Regions from separate parts of the Mus musculus genome. Here region 1 is linked to region 2. Evidence: chromatin contacts called from ENCODE Hi-C or POLR2A ChIA-PET data. All regions are on one chromosome and are shown on one strand. The core of a region is the stretch at or near the end of the contact, and the rest is flanking DNA. Distances in the headings are between cores, read along the strand shown.

Evidence for each region. Hi-C counts contacts between places; a loop is a spot of excess contacts on that map. ChIA-PET counts read pairs that join two places held with the same protein, here RNA polymerase II (POLR2A).
Region 1: a loop to region 2 is called in a map of T-helper 2 cell, with 2.4 times the contacts of the local background. The contact joins the promoter of Alyref here to the promoter of Dus1l in region 2. A Hi-C loop is called at or near these places in 1 of 37 maps with a recorded cell type or tissue (T-helper 2 cell). POLR2A ChIA-PET finds 5 or more read pairs at or near these places in 4 of 5 experiments (Patski and embryonic stem cell).

What each region holds. Positions count from the first base shown.
Region 1 is chr11:120,595,974-120,601,608 of GRCm38, reverse strand. Alyref (Aly/REF export factor) reads left to right here and starts at 3,244. Exons shown (of 6, transcript NM_011568.1): 1 at 3,244-3,504; 2 at 3,843-3,974; 3 at 5,542-5,635. The coding sequence starts at 3,271. Anapc11 (anaphase promoting complex subunit 11) reads right to left here and starts at 3,077. Exons shown (of 3, transcript NM_001038230.2): 1 at 2,739-3,077; 2 at 2,241-2,367. The coding sequence starts at 2,349.
Region 2 is chr11:120,794,365-120,800,765 of GRCm38, reverse strand. Dus1l (dihydrouridine synthase 1-like (S. cerevisiae)) reads left to right here and starts at 4,371. Exons shown (of 14, transcript NM_026824.4): 1 at 4,371-4,623; 2 at 5,043-5,289; 3 at 5,755-5,863. The coding sequence starts at 5,053.

The sequences.
Region 1 (5,635 bases), core at 1,995-4,494, 200 kb after region 2:
GTGTACTTACATATAATAATAAATAAATAAATCTTTATAAAAAAAAAAAAAAAAAAAGAAACTCACATCTTGCAAACTTGGCAGTGGTGGCACATGCCTTTAATCCCAGCACTCGGGAGGCAGAGGCAGGTGGATCTCTTGAGTTGGAGGCCAGCCTGGTCTACAGAGTGCGTTCCAGGACAGCCAGGGCTATACAGAGAAACCCTGTCTCGAGAAAAAAAAAACAACAAAAAAACAAAACCCAACAAACAAAAGCCAAGAAACTCACATCTCTTTGATTACATCAAGATGATTGGCTCTTGGCTGATCAAATTTCGTTTTAAGCTAGGCATGGTAATACTGTATAGCCAGACAGTTCGCTACTTTGTAGGCTTTTCTTTCTTCCACCTTTTCAACCCCCTAACTCTAGGTAGGAGAGAAAAAAGGATGGAGGGGAAGGGGGTGTTGTGTGATTATATCGTTCCTGCTGATTGGGGCTATAGTTCACTGGGGCAAGTCTGGTCTTCACAGTCAGGATATCTAATCTTTCCCTCTACTCCTTGTTTCTTCTTTGTACTAGACTACTTGACAAATCCTGACAAACTGAGTAACTGGGCTCTGGCGTTTATGTGTTCTTTGAAGAGTCCCTCAGAAACTATCTGCTGCCATGAAGTATCTGAGAAGCCCCATGTCCCACACCTGGGATCAAAGCAAAACCACATCCTTATACCATTTCTGTGGTTTTAAAGAAAGCAAAAATCTCACTACAGTGCACACCCTTAGTCCCATAGCTCAGGAGTCAAAGGTAGGAAGATCTCGGTGTGACTTTGTGACCAACCTGGTGTACATAGGGACGTTCAGACTAGCTAAGGCTATAATGAGATCCTGTCTCAAAAGGTAAATGTGAGTTTTTTTGTTTGTTTGTATGTTTTTTTTTTTTTCAAGATAGGGTTTCTCTGTATAGCCCTGGCTGTAGACCAGGCTGACCTCAAACTCAGAAATCCGCCTGCCTCTGCCTTCCAAGTGCTGGGATTAAAGGTGTGTGCTGCCACCACCACCACCTGGCGTAAATGTGTTTTCCTCTCAAGGTAATCAAACATTTCTACCTCATGTAACACACCAGAAACATAGGAGCCATACAAACAAAAAAAGGGTAAAACCTTTTGCATTCTGCAAAACACATTATGATCATAAAATTCAAGCCCCTTCAAAACGGAAGTAGAGTAAGAAGAGGCTATTTAGATCAAAGAGGAAGAAAGACCAAGAATACTGAGATGCTGAGTATAGCCCAAACCCCAGTAATTAGACATTAGGGAACAGATGTTGGCCCAGGATGCTACAGAGGTAAGACTTGGCTGAAGTGTGTTTATAGTTTATAAGCATCTATTTAGAGTTTACAATTCTTAGCACAAAAAGCCCAGCAAGCATGACAATATGGCAACCAATGTCTGAACTTCAATTTGCTAATTTGATCTGCTTTATTGTGAGTAGATACAAACTGAAAGTGTTATTCTGAGGGGTTAAGGGAATGATGGATCATCACTATGTAGCCTAGGCAGACCTCAACCTCAAAATCCTCTTGCCTCCCTCTACTAAGTGCTATTATGGTCTGTGCCCCCATGACCTGAATAAAACAAGTGTTTTTGCAACAGAGTCTCACTGTGGAGCCCAGACTGGCCACCAACTCAGAGATCCACTAGTCTCTGCCTCTGCCTCTCAAATGCTAGTATTACAGGTGTTTGCCATCATGCTGGATGGGGTCTTTAGACAAACCTGGGCTTGAAGTATTCTGCTTCTTTTTTCTGTCGACTTTCCCCTCAGATAATAGAAACTAAAACCCACAATTTTTTGTTTTTGTTTTACCTGGTCTTTTATCAAGTCAGGGCTTTTCTTTGTAGCCCTGGTTATCCTGGAACTTGCACTGTTTGGCTTTTTGTTTTTGTTTTGTTTTGTTTTTTGTTTTTTTTTCAAAACAGGGTTTCTCTGTGTAGCCCTGGCTGTCCTGGAACTCCCTCTGTAGATCAGGCTGGCCTTGAACTCAGAGATTCACTTGCCTCTGCCTCCAGAGTGCTGGGATTAAAGGCGTGCAACACCACTGTCCGGTGGGGTTTCGGTTAGGGTTAGGTAACTTGTCCTGTTGACCAGGCTAAACTCAAACTCAGAGATCCTCCAGTCTCTGCCTACCCAGTGCTGGGAAACCTAGGGATTTTTAGGCTGGTGGAGTAGGCTAAAGTTCTGAGAGCGCATAGGAAGACACTTACAGTCTGGACAGCAGCCATTAAACGCCATCCTGCAGATGCCGCAGTTCTCATCATTGGCTACCCAGAGCCAAGTGGCCACACCATTCCAACATTTAATTTTCACCTTCATGACAACAGAGCCTGTGACCTGAGGGAAGAGGATGACCTGGAGTTAGTACGGAATACGAAAGCACCTAAGCTCAAAGTCATGGAGCTGCGGCAAGTGCTGCACTCGTCAAGAACGGCATCTTCCAAAATTCCGTGCGTCCCGACCAAAAAGAAAGAAAAAGGCACGTGTTTGTCTTTAAAGACGGCAAGGAGAGCCTGTGGGATTAATGGCACGAGTTTATTTTGCCACCTTTAAGGATGCCTTTAAAGATCTGCACTCATGTAGTCTGGCACGGTGGCACACGCCTCTAATCCCGGGGCAGAAGCAGATCAGCCAAACAGGAAACGAAAACAAACAAAAAAACAAAAACAAAACCTCCGCATCCACGCAAAACATTGGTTTTCACTAACCAGGGCCTCGCTTTTAAAGATATGGAAAGAGTGACTGTCACTAATCCGCGAAGTTAAAGCAGGGGTGAGGACGCCAGCTCGTCAGGAGACCGAGCCTTCGAGCAAAAACAACCAAGTCGGACCCACGGACCGGCCGGGACCCCCACGATCGCACGGTGAGGAGGGACGCGGGACGCGCACACTGCGCTGCACCCAGGCGACGCCCGAGGATCTTCCGGCCTCCCAGGGAGGCGCCCGCAGGCCCCGCCCCCTGCTCGCCCTCGCACCTCCGCGGCCTAATCACGAGGCGCCCCGCCCTTCCGTTGCCTCCGCGCGGGAATGTATAAAAACGACCGCGCCGCGTCGGGCTCCTCCGAAGTAGCGCCAGCCACCGCGGCGAGCCGTACGCAGGCGCTCTGCGGAATCGCGCGCGCCCAGACCAATCGCCGCTCGCTTCGGGCCCGCGACGCCGGAAGGCAGGGGGAGGCGCCGGAAGTGACGCCGCGGCGTGCTGACGCGCGGGCTCGATCCGAGGCCCGAATCCGCGCCCGCCATGGCCGACAAAATGGACATGTCTTTGGACGACATCATTAAGCTGAACCGGAGCCAGCGAGGAGGCCGCGGCGGGGGCCGGGGTCGCGGCAGGGCCGGCTCCCAGGGCGGCCGCGGCGGCGCAGTGCAGGCCGCCGCGCGGGTGAATCGAGGCGGCGGGCCTATGAGGAACCGGCCCGCCATCGCCCGCGGCGCCGCAGGCGGCGGCAGGAACCGGCCGGCGCCGTACAGCAGAGTGAGTGCGGGGACCTGCGGCGCGGGCCGGGGAGGGTGCGCCCGGGCCGGCCGGGACCGGGTGAGCGTCCCGCGCGGGACCGCGGCCGAGGGGTGGGCGGGGGCGAGGCCGTCCCGAGGCCAGGATCTTCCGGGACGCTTTGTCCGGTCGTGGTCCAGCCTCGTGGCGGCGGGGGCCGCTGCGAGAGAACTTGGGTGTCCGTAGCGGAGCGGCGGGGCTGGGGGACTCTCGGGGCTCCTCGACCTTGGCCGCGGGGCCGACGGGAGAGCGTCGCCGAGGTGTCGCGGGCTCCCGGGACGAGTCTCACGAGTGTCTCTGTGCTTACGGTTTCTCTCCAGCCGAAACAACTTCCCGACAAATGGCAGCACGACCTCTTCGACAGCGGCTTCGGGGGTGGAGCCGGCGTGGAGACCGGCGGGAAGCTGCTGGTGTCCAACCTGGACTTCGGAGTGTCAGATGCTGATATTCAGGTAGGAGACGGGAGCTCTCCGCTTTCCTCGTCCCACGCGGACGTGGGCTCCAGGATCCTTTACAGATTGGAACCTGCCCTCCCCTAGGCTGCCCAGAGCCAGCCACTGTCACCCTGAGAGCCTTGGCCTCAGAAAAAGTAGGGTTTGAGCACGACCCCATAAGCCAGGCTGCAGGAAGATGTCACACACTGTGTGTGTATGTGTGTGTGTGCGCGCGCCCCCCTAAAAATGAGTCCTGTCTGCTGTCCAAACTGTGAGCGCCTGCCCTGTGCCAGAGCTTACAGTTTCTAACCTGCACAGACTGGCCACAACTCCGGTCCCAGCATGACCGAAAGGTGCTTGCTTCTCAGATTTATGCTCGATATGGTGAACTGATAGGAGAAGGAAGTCCAGCATCTCCCAGATGCTGAGAAAGGTGGCTGAGAGTATCTTCCAGCCTGCGTCTCTGTGCTGGATCTTAACTGGCGATCTTTCCTGGGTCTTACCTGGGTCATGGTTCTCCATGCCTTCGAAATATTTTTTTTCTCTTCCCCTCCCTTCTTGGATTTTGTGTCTTTTTAAATTTCTTTATAAACTGGACCTCAGAGGCATTTAGAGTTCTCTGGTTACAAGGCATAATTTTGGGAATTAGCTTTGATATAGCCAGAACTGAGTCAGGTGTGCTGGGCCTTTCTGGGTACCGTTCCCCAGAGCCCAGCTGTTTGACCTCCCCATGGGAGAAAAGAACAAGGCTGGTGAGCACTCACAGTGTCTCAACACTTCTTTTTTTTTTAAGATTTATTTATTTATTTTTATGGATTTGAGTACAGTGTCACTCTCTTCAGAGACACCTGAAGAGGGCATCAGATCCCATTATAGATAGTTGTGAGTCACATTGGTTGCTGGGAATTGAACTCAGGTCCTCTGAAAGAGAGCAGCCAGTGTTCTTAACCCCTGAACCATCTCTCCAGCCTGTCTCAACACTTTTTTTTAAAGGTGGTTTCTGGCATCCACTGGAAACTGCTTTAGCTAGCTGTACTCCCCACTGTGTGCCTGCAGCTGAAGTGCCTTACTCTGTGGGTTCCCTCTCCAACTCCCAGCCAGGACAGGTTCCATGCTGCATTTCACTTCAGACTTGGCAGCAGCAGGCAGTAGGAGGAAAGGGGAAGGTGAGCTAGAACCTGCCTTTGCAGTAGGGGCTGTGTCACAGTTCCCCAAAATACTGGGCCCTTTGCGTTGTCTGCTCAATGGACAGTTTTACTATTGGCCTCTGGTATTTAGTGAAACGCAGTTAGTCAAGTTGAAAGTACCCCTGCTGAGAGAGAGTTTTGTAGTTTTGTCCTGTGATAGGACTTTGTGTCTTCCCTCATCTACAGCATGGTGTAATTACATTGTCCCACAGTGGACAGTAACCCAGTTGTTCGCGACAGTTGCTGTCTCCCCTTCCCTCAGCTCTTAATCTCCACTGCCTTGCCTTCTTCCTGGGTGGCTGTCAGTCAAGTACCTCTAAAGCATAAGGACTTACAGCAAGTGTTGCTGAGCTACAAGAAGGAAATTGGCTTAATTGCTAATTTTTACCCCTTCCCAGGAACTCTTTGCTGAATTTGGGACATTGAAAAAAGCTGCTGTGCACTATGATCGCTCTGGACGAAGTTTAGGGACAGCAGATGTGCACTTTGAAC
Region 2 (6,401 bases), core at 3,122-5,621:
GGCATCTGTGTGAGTCATACTGAACTATAAGGCCCCACACGCCGGTGGCCAGAGGGGTTCAGAGGGCTGTCCCCAGCAAAGCAGCCTTTTCTGGTGAGAAGTCTCCAGAAAGTTATTGAAAGTCCTGGAACTTGTTCTGAGGACTCTCAGCCAAAGGAGAAACAGCGTTCAGGAAAATCTACCAAATCCTGCCAGGAAGGGAGTGAGTTGGGGCACTTGCCTTGACCCATCCCTCCTCTCTGCCCACGTGATGCAAGCTCCACTCTAGATGGGTGCAGCTAAGGACAAGCCCCTCCTCCAGGGCACAGACTATCAAAGGCTCACCACCCAGCTCTGCCTTAAATCATCTGCCAGGATCCTTTCTCACTAAGTGCCCTCTGGATGTTGGAAGTTCAGCTCTGGGGAGGCAAGAAGAGGAACCCAGCCTCAGCGTCTTTACCCAGCCTTAAAGTAAGACACTGAGTCCCTGCCAAGAGAGATGAGTGGAAATCACAGGCTGCCCCTTCCCGGTCACCAGTTATTGACGCTGGGGTGGCCTGTGCTGCCTCAGCTAACAAACAGTGCTGGAAGGCTCCACTAGGGGGCAGACCAACCTAAGAGCCGAGAACGCCCTTGCTCAGCCAAGGGATCTCAGAAAACAAAGCAGCACTCCAGGCAAAACTCTGTCGACAATGGAAACTTAGGCTGTTGCATAGACAAAAGAAGCGTAGGGGGGGAAAGTAAGAAAGGTCCGGGGATGTGACTGAGCTGGTAGAGCGATTGCCCAATACATTCAAGCCTTGAGTTTGATTTCCAGCACAGCGTAAATGAAGTACTTGGCAGGTGGGGACACCCAAGGAATAGGAATTCAAGTTTATCTTCAGATCCTCAGCTAGAAACCTAGTTCAAGGCCAACCTGGGTTAGAGACCCCGTTAAGGAAAATAAAAAAAGGAATGGCTGAAATATTTCTGAAAAAAAAATTTATGGATGAAAGAAGTTCAGCAAACTCAAAGAGTAAGAACACCAAGAAAACCAGCCAGAGCTGAAGTGTGGTGGCATGTTTGCAGTCTCAACACTCAGGAGGATGGAGAGTTCCAGGCTGGCTGGAACTACAAGTGTGTGTAACCAAGTCCAGCTGTTGTCTCCTTGTCTTTTCTTTCTTTGTTTGCTTTTGTTTTCTTTCTTCCCTTCTTCTTAGTTTTTTGGTTTCAGAGATTTATAAACAAGGGAAACTGAGACTATTGATCTCGCAGATCTATAAAGACAGAGATATTTTTGGCTGGGCAGTGGTGGCCCACACTCTTTTTTTTTTTTTTTTTTTTTTTTTAATGTACGTACACTGTAGCTGTCCTCAGACACTCCAGAAGAGGGAGTCAGATCTCGTTACAGATGGTTGTGAGCCACCATGTGGTTGCTGGGATTTGAACTCCTGACCTTCGGAAGAGCAGTCGGGTGCCCTTACCCACTGAGCCATCTCACCAGCCCGGCCCATGCTTTTAATCCCAGCATTTGGGAGGCAGAGGCAGGTGGGTTTCTGAGTTTGAGCCAGCCTGGTCTACAGACTGAGTTCCAGGACAGCCAGGGCAACACAGAGAAACCCTGTCCTGTCTCAAAAAAAAACAAGGAGGAGGAGGAAGAAGAAGAAGAAGAAGAAGAAGAAGAAGAAGAAGAAGAAGAAGAAGAAGAAGAAGAAGAAGAAGAAGAAGAAGAGGAGGAGGAGGAGGAGGAGGAGGAGGAGGAGGAGGAGGAGGAGGAGGAGGAGGAGGAGGAGGAGGAGGAGGAGGAGGAGGGAAGGGGGAAGGAGAAGGAGAAGGAGAAGGAGAAGGAGAAGGAGAAGGAGAAGGAGAAGGAGAAGGAGAAGGAGAAGGAGAAGGAGAAGAAGAAGAAGAAGAAGAAGAAGAAGAAGAAGAAGAAGAAGAAGAAGAAGAAGAAGAAGAAGAAACTTTAGCTCAAGGGGCAATTGTACCAGGTAGAAGCTCAGATCTATAGACAAGATCAAGAGTGCCAGAACTGCTATCCTTGGGGTTCAAGAATCACCGCACAAACCATGTGAACACTGACTTCAGTTAAGCAAGAATAGTTTATTGAATGCACACCCAGAAACTGGTCAGAGCAAGGACATAGCTCAGAATTATCTGAACAATGACAATGGGCATATTTTTCTGTCATCTTATAAGGGGAAAAAAAAAACCACAGTGAATTCACACACAGGTGCAGGAAGTTCTTACTTAAGATATTTTAGACATAGCAATTCCTATTGACCTTTGATTTGATAGGTCTTACACAAAGCTTCGTGGAATTCTTAAGATTAGCAAACCACATACAGAACATTCAGAACAAAGCAGGATATGTGGTCAGCATGTTCTCCGTCTACGCCAAGTCACTTCTCTGTGTCAATGACTGAGAGGCATGTTACAGCAACAATATGAAATAGCTGGCAGACATGGGACAGACTGGCTACAGCTGTCCTGAGGTGTCAGACCATAACACTGTAAGTGGATAAATGTAAGGGGCATACTTTTTTTGTGTGTGTGTTGCTTTTTTGAGACAGGGTTTCTTTGTGTACCCCAGACTGTCCTGGAACTCACTCTGTAAACCAGGCTGTCCGTGAACTCAGAGATCCGCCTGCCAGGGACCTGGAGGGATTCAAGGTGTGCACCATCATGTCATGTCCGGCTGTGGGTCATGTCCGCTTGTGGCTGTGCAGTTTCTTCTTTCATTTTCTTTGTTTTTTTAAAAAATTAATTAGTTTATATATATATATATATATATATGTATGAATATATATATATACATATATATATATATGGTGGGTCTTTTGGTTGGTTGGTTGGTTTTTGGTTTTTTGAGACAGGGTTTCTCTGTATAGCCTTGGCTGTCCTGGAGCTCACTCTGTAGACTAGGCTGGCCTCGAACTCAGAGTTCTGCCTCCCTAGTGCTGGGATTAAAGGCGTGCACCACCATGCCCGGCTTGTATATGGTGTTTTATCGGTATGTATGTCTGCACACAAGAGGGCATTGGGAGCCTGTCTCGAAACCCCCCCCCCCCAAAAAAAAGAAGAGGGCATTGGAAACCATAAGACTATAGTTACAGACAGTTGTAAGCTGCCTTGTGGGTGTTGGGAACTGACCTCAGGACCTCTGGAAGAGCAACTAGTACTCTTAACCTCAGAGCCATCTCTCCTGCCCCTCTTATTTACTTTATTTATTTTTTATTTTATTTTTCGAGATAAGGTTTCTTTGTGTAGCCCTGGCTATCCTGAATTAGCTCTGATCTAAATCAGGCTGGCCTCCAACTCACAGAGCTGCTCCTGCCTCTGCCTCCTGAGTGCTGGGATCAAAGGTGTGGTGTCACCACCCAGCTTCCTGTCATTTCCTTACAAGGCAGAAAATTAAAGTATCATAAATGGCTTGAGTAATGCATATATATTACATTATATCATTATACCGTTATACATGTATCATTATACATACATATATCATTATAAAGTATGTATCAGCAATTGTTCCAAGGCTGGAGAGCAGGACTCAATGGTTTGTGGAGTTGGAAGTCTGACCACAGAGGGAAAGGCTGGAAGCATGTGAGTTGCACGATACAAACTCTGGATTCTGAAAACTCGAGGTGCATGGAAGCAGTGTAGAAGGATTAAAGAGTGGTCAAACAACTCAGACATGGCGGTTCAGGCCTTGAATTCTGTGTTGGGAGGCAGAGTCTGGTAGATCTCTCTCAGTGAAATACATCACTACTATTAAAACAGTAACAGTTTACGGCCATAGTTTGGTTTCCTGTTTAAAATACCCTGACAAAAAGAACTTAGGAGAGAACTTTTTTTATTTTTGTTTTTGAGAGCTGGGGAGGGTTTCTCTGTATAGCCCTGGCTGTCCTGGAACTCACTCTGTAGACCGGGCTGGCCTCGAACTCAGAAATCTGCCAGGCCTCTGCCTCCTAAGTGCTGGGATTAAAGGCATGAGCCACCACTGCCCGGCCCCATATCTCTTTATGCATGTTCCTTCCCTCTAGCAAGCGACTCATTACTCGACAAAGGCCTGGCCTGCTGTAGCCTTTTCTACCCAGGATCTGAAGTAATAATTCTTTATCTCGTTTCCTATTGTGGTGGTGTACTAAATTTACGTCTTGTGTCTGCAGAACCAAGGGCTGCTCCTGGATTGCGGAGGTGGGTTGGGGGATAGAGGTGGGAGGAAAGGCCTCCGAGTGCCAATTGTCTGGAAGGGACAGCGTGACCCCGGGCATGCGCAGTCTGTTCTTGCTCAACTCTCTCGTTTCCACAAGGCCGGTCCCTTCAGCGCTGAGCTGCAGTTTCCGAGGACTTTATTTTTTGCTGCACCGCAGACGGTGCGGAGCGCCTGGCAGTACGCTTCCGGCTCCGGCACTTCCGGCGGCGTTGCGCTGAGTCTGAGCCACGGCGCTTGGCGGCTCCCGCCGCCTTCGTGCGGGTCCTGCTGGCGGCGCCGCGGGTCAGGCAGAGGCTACGGGGCCTTGTGTGCCCCTTTCTTTGGAGCGTGCCCGCAGTCACAGACCTTCATCGAGCCCTGGCCAACTCCGACGGTGCGGGAAGTAGTCCTAGTTCAAGCCCCGTGGACGTCCGGTGGCGGTCTCGGGCCCCAGCCAGCCCAGGGGTTAGGTAGGGGCAGCTCAGGGGGCTCTGGGCCCGACCAGGAAAGGAGCCGTGGAGGCTGACGTGCTCGCTACTCTCCCAACCCAAGATCCGAGGCGGCGTCAGGCCTCGTGCAGCCGGGTGGTCTCAGCTGTGCAGGTCCCACAGACCTGTTCATCCTCCACACCCGCTGCACCAGGCTGGCGTTTAAGGGGAGAAGGTCCAGAGAGGGTGAGTGGTATGTCAGGGTCACTGCCAGAAAGGTGGAGGGAGGGCACCTCAACCCTGTGCCTACGGATACCTCTCTTGTTTTCACCGTGTTCTTGGGAGAGCCGACAGCAAAAGCTGACGAGAGCGGTCAGCTCCTGGAGTTGAACTTCGTACCCTCCTGGGGTATGATGGTATACCATGGCTGAAATGAGCGCTTGTTCCTCTTCTGCCCTTAGTGTGGAGAGGATGCCCAAACTGCAGGGTTTTGAGTTTTGGAGCCGCACCTTGGGGGGTGCCCGACATGTGGTGGCACCCATGGTGGACCAGAGTGAGCTAGCTTGGAGACTTCTGAGCCGCCGCCATGGAGCCCAGCTATGCTACACCCCTATGCTACATGCCCAGGTCTTCGTTAGAGATGCTAACTACCGCAAAGAGAACTTGTATTGTGATGTGTGCCCCGAGGACAGGCCTCTCATTGTGCAGGTGAGCTGAGGGACTGGGTAGCACCTAAGCTCCAGACCCTGTATATAAGGACAGCATTCCCAAGCTGTCCCTGTCATATACATATAACCCAGGAGAAGGGTCGGGGTCCCTGAAGTCCTGCATGACACATGCTGCTGAGTGGGCATCCCCAGAACTGGGAACTAGCCAGAGTCCCGGTGAAGGGGCAGCTTGGAGGACGTGAGGAGTGTAGCACCAGTGTCACCTTGATCCTTCTCCGTCTCAGTACCCTCCTGTCGAGAACCAACAGTTCTTTACAAGTCTGTGCCAGTGGCTTCTGTTACATGTCATTATAGCTCATATTCCTAGTGGTTGTCATATTGTCAATGTCGGTGGAAAGACCATAGCTCACTGAGTCACCATGGGATTCCTCACAGGGCTGGGTGGCCTAGGCAGGGAGAGTCCTAGGCCTGGGCTGACCGAGGGTGGCATTCGTGTCTTCTTCAGTTCTGTGCCAATGACCCAGAGGTGTTTGTCCAGGCGGCTCTCCTAGCACAAGATTACTGTGATGCCATTGACCTGAACTTGGGCTGCCCACAGATGATAGCCAAGAGAGGTGAGGTCATTGCTCCAGTCCTGTGTTGACACCTGTCCAGGCCAATACTAGGCCCACTAGGCCTCCAAATAAGGGGTCCAGGCCTGTTCCAGTGGAGCCTGGGTATTGGTGCACATGGGGAGAGTTAATCCCTGCCTCTGACTGTGGTGGCACCTGTAGCCAGCAAGCAGCCCTTTTTCTGAACTTAACATCCTGAAGAGTCCTCAGGTGTTTGACTGGGGACCAGACTCTGCTGGCCACATAGGTATCCTTCTGATAACTGTGACCAGCTGGTGTGGGTCCCTGGCTCTAATCCCACAATTCAGGCTCACTGGGCCCCCAAGCACCCATTATGATCTTAGGCTGTGTGGCCCACTTTGGAGTTTTGACAGCAGGCAGAGCTCCAAAGTCAGGGCTAAGAAAGCTGGTTGGTTTCCCTTTCCCTCTGCTCTCCCCAGAGCCTCTGCTGACCTTGGGGAGGCCATGTAGAAGCTGGTGCTCATACACATGGCGTAGCTGTGGAGTCCACTGTGTTCTGAGGAGCTGGCCTAGTAGGGAG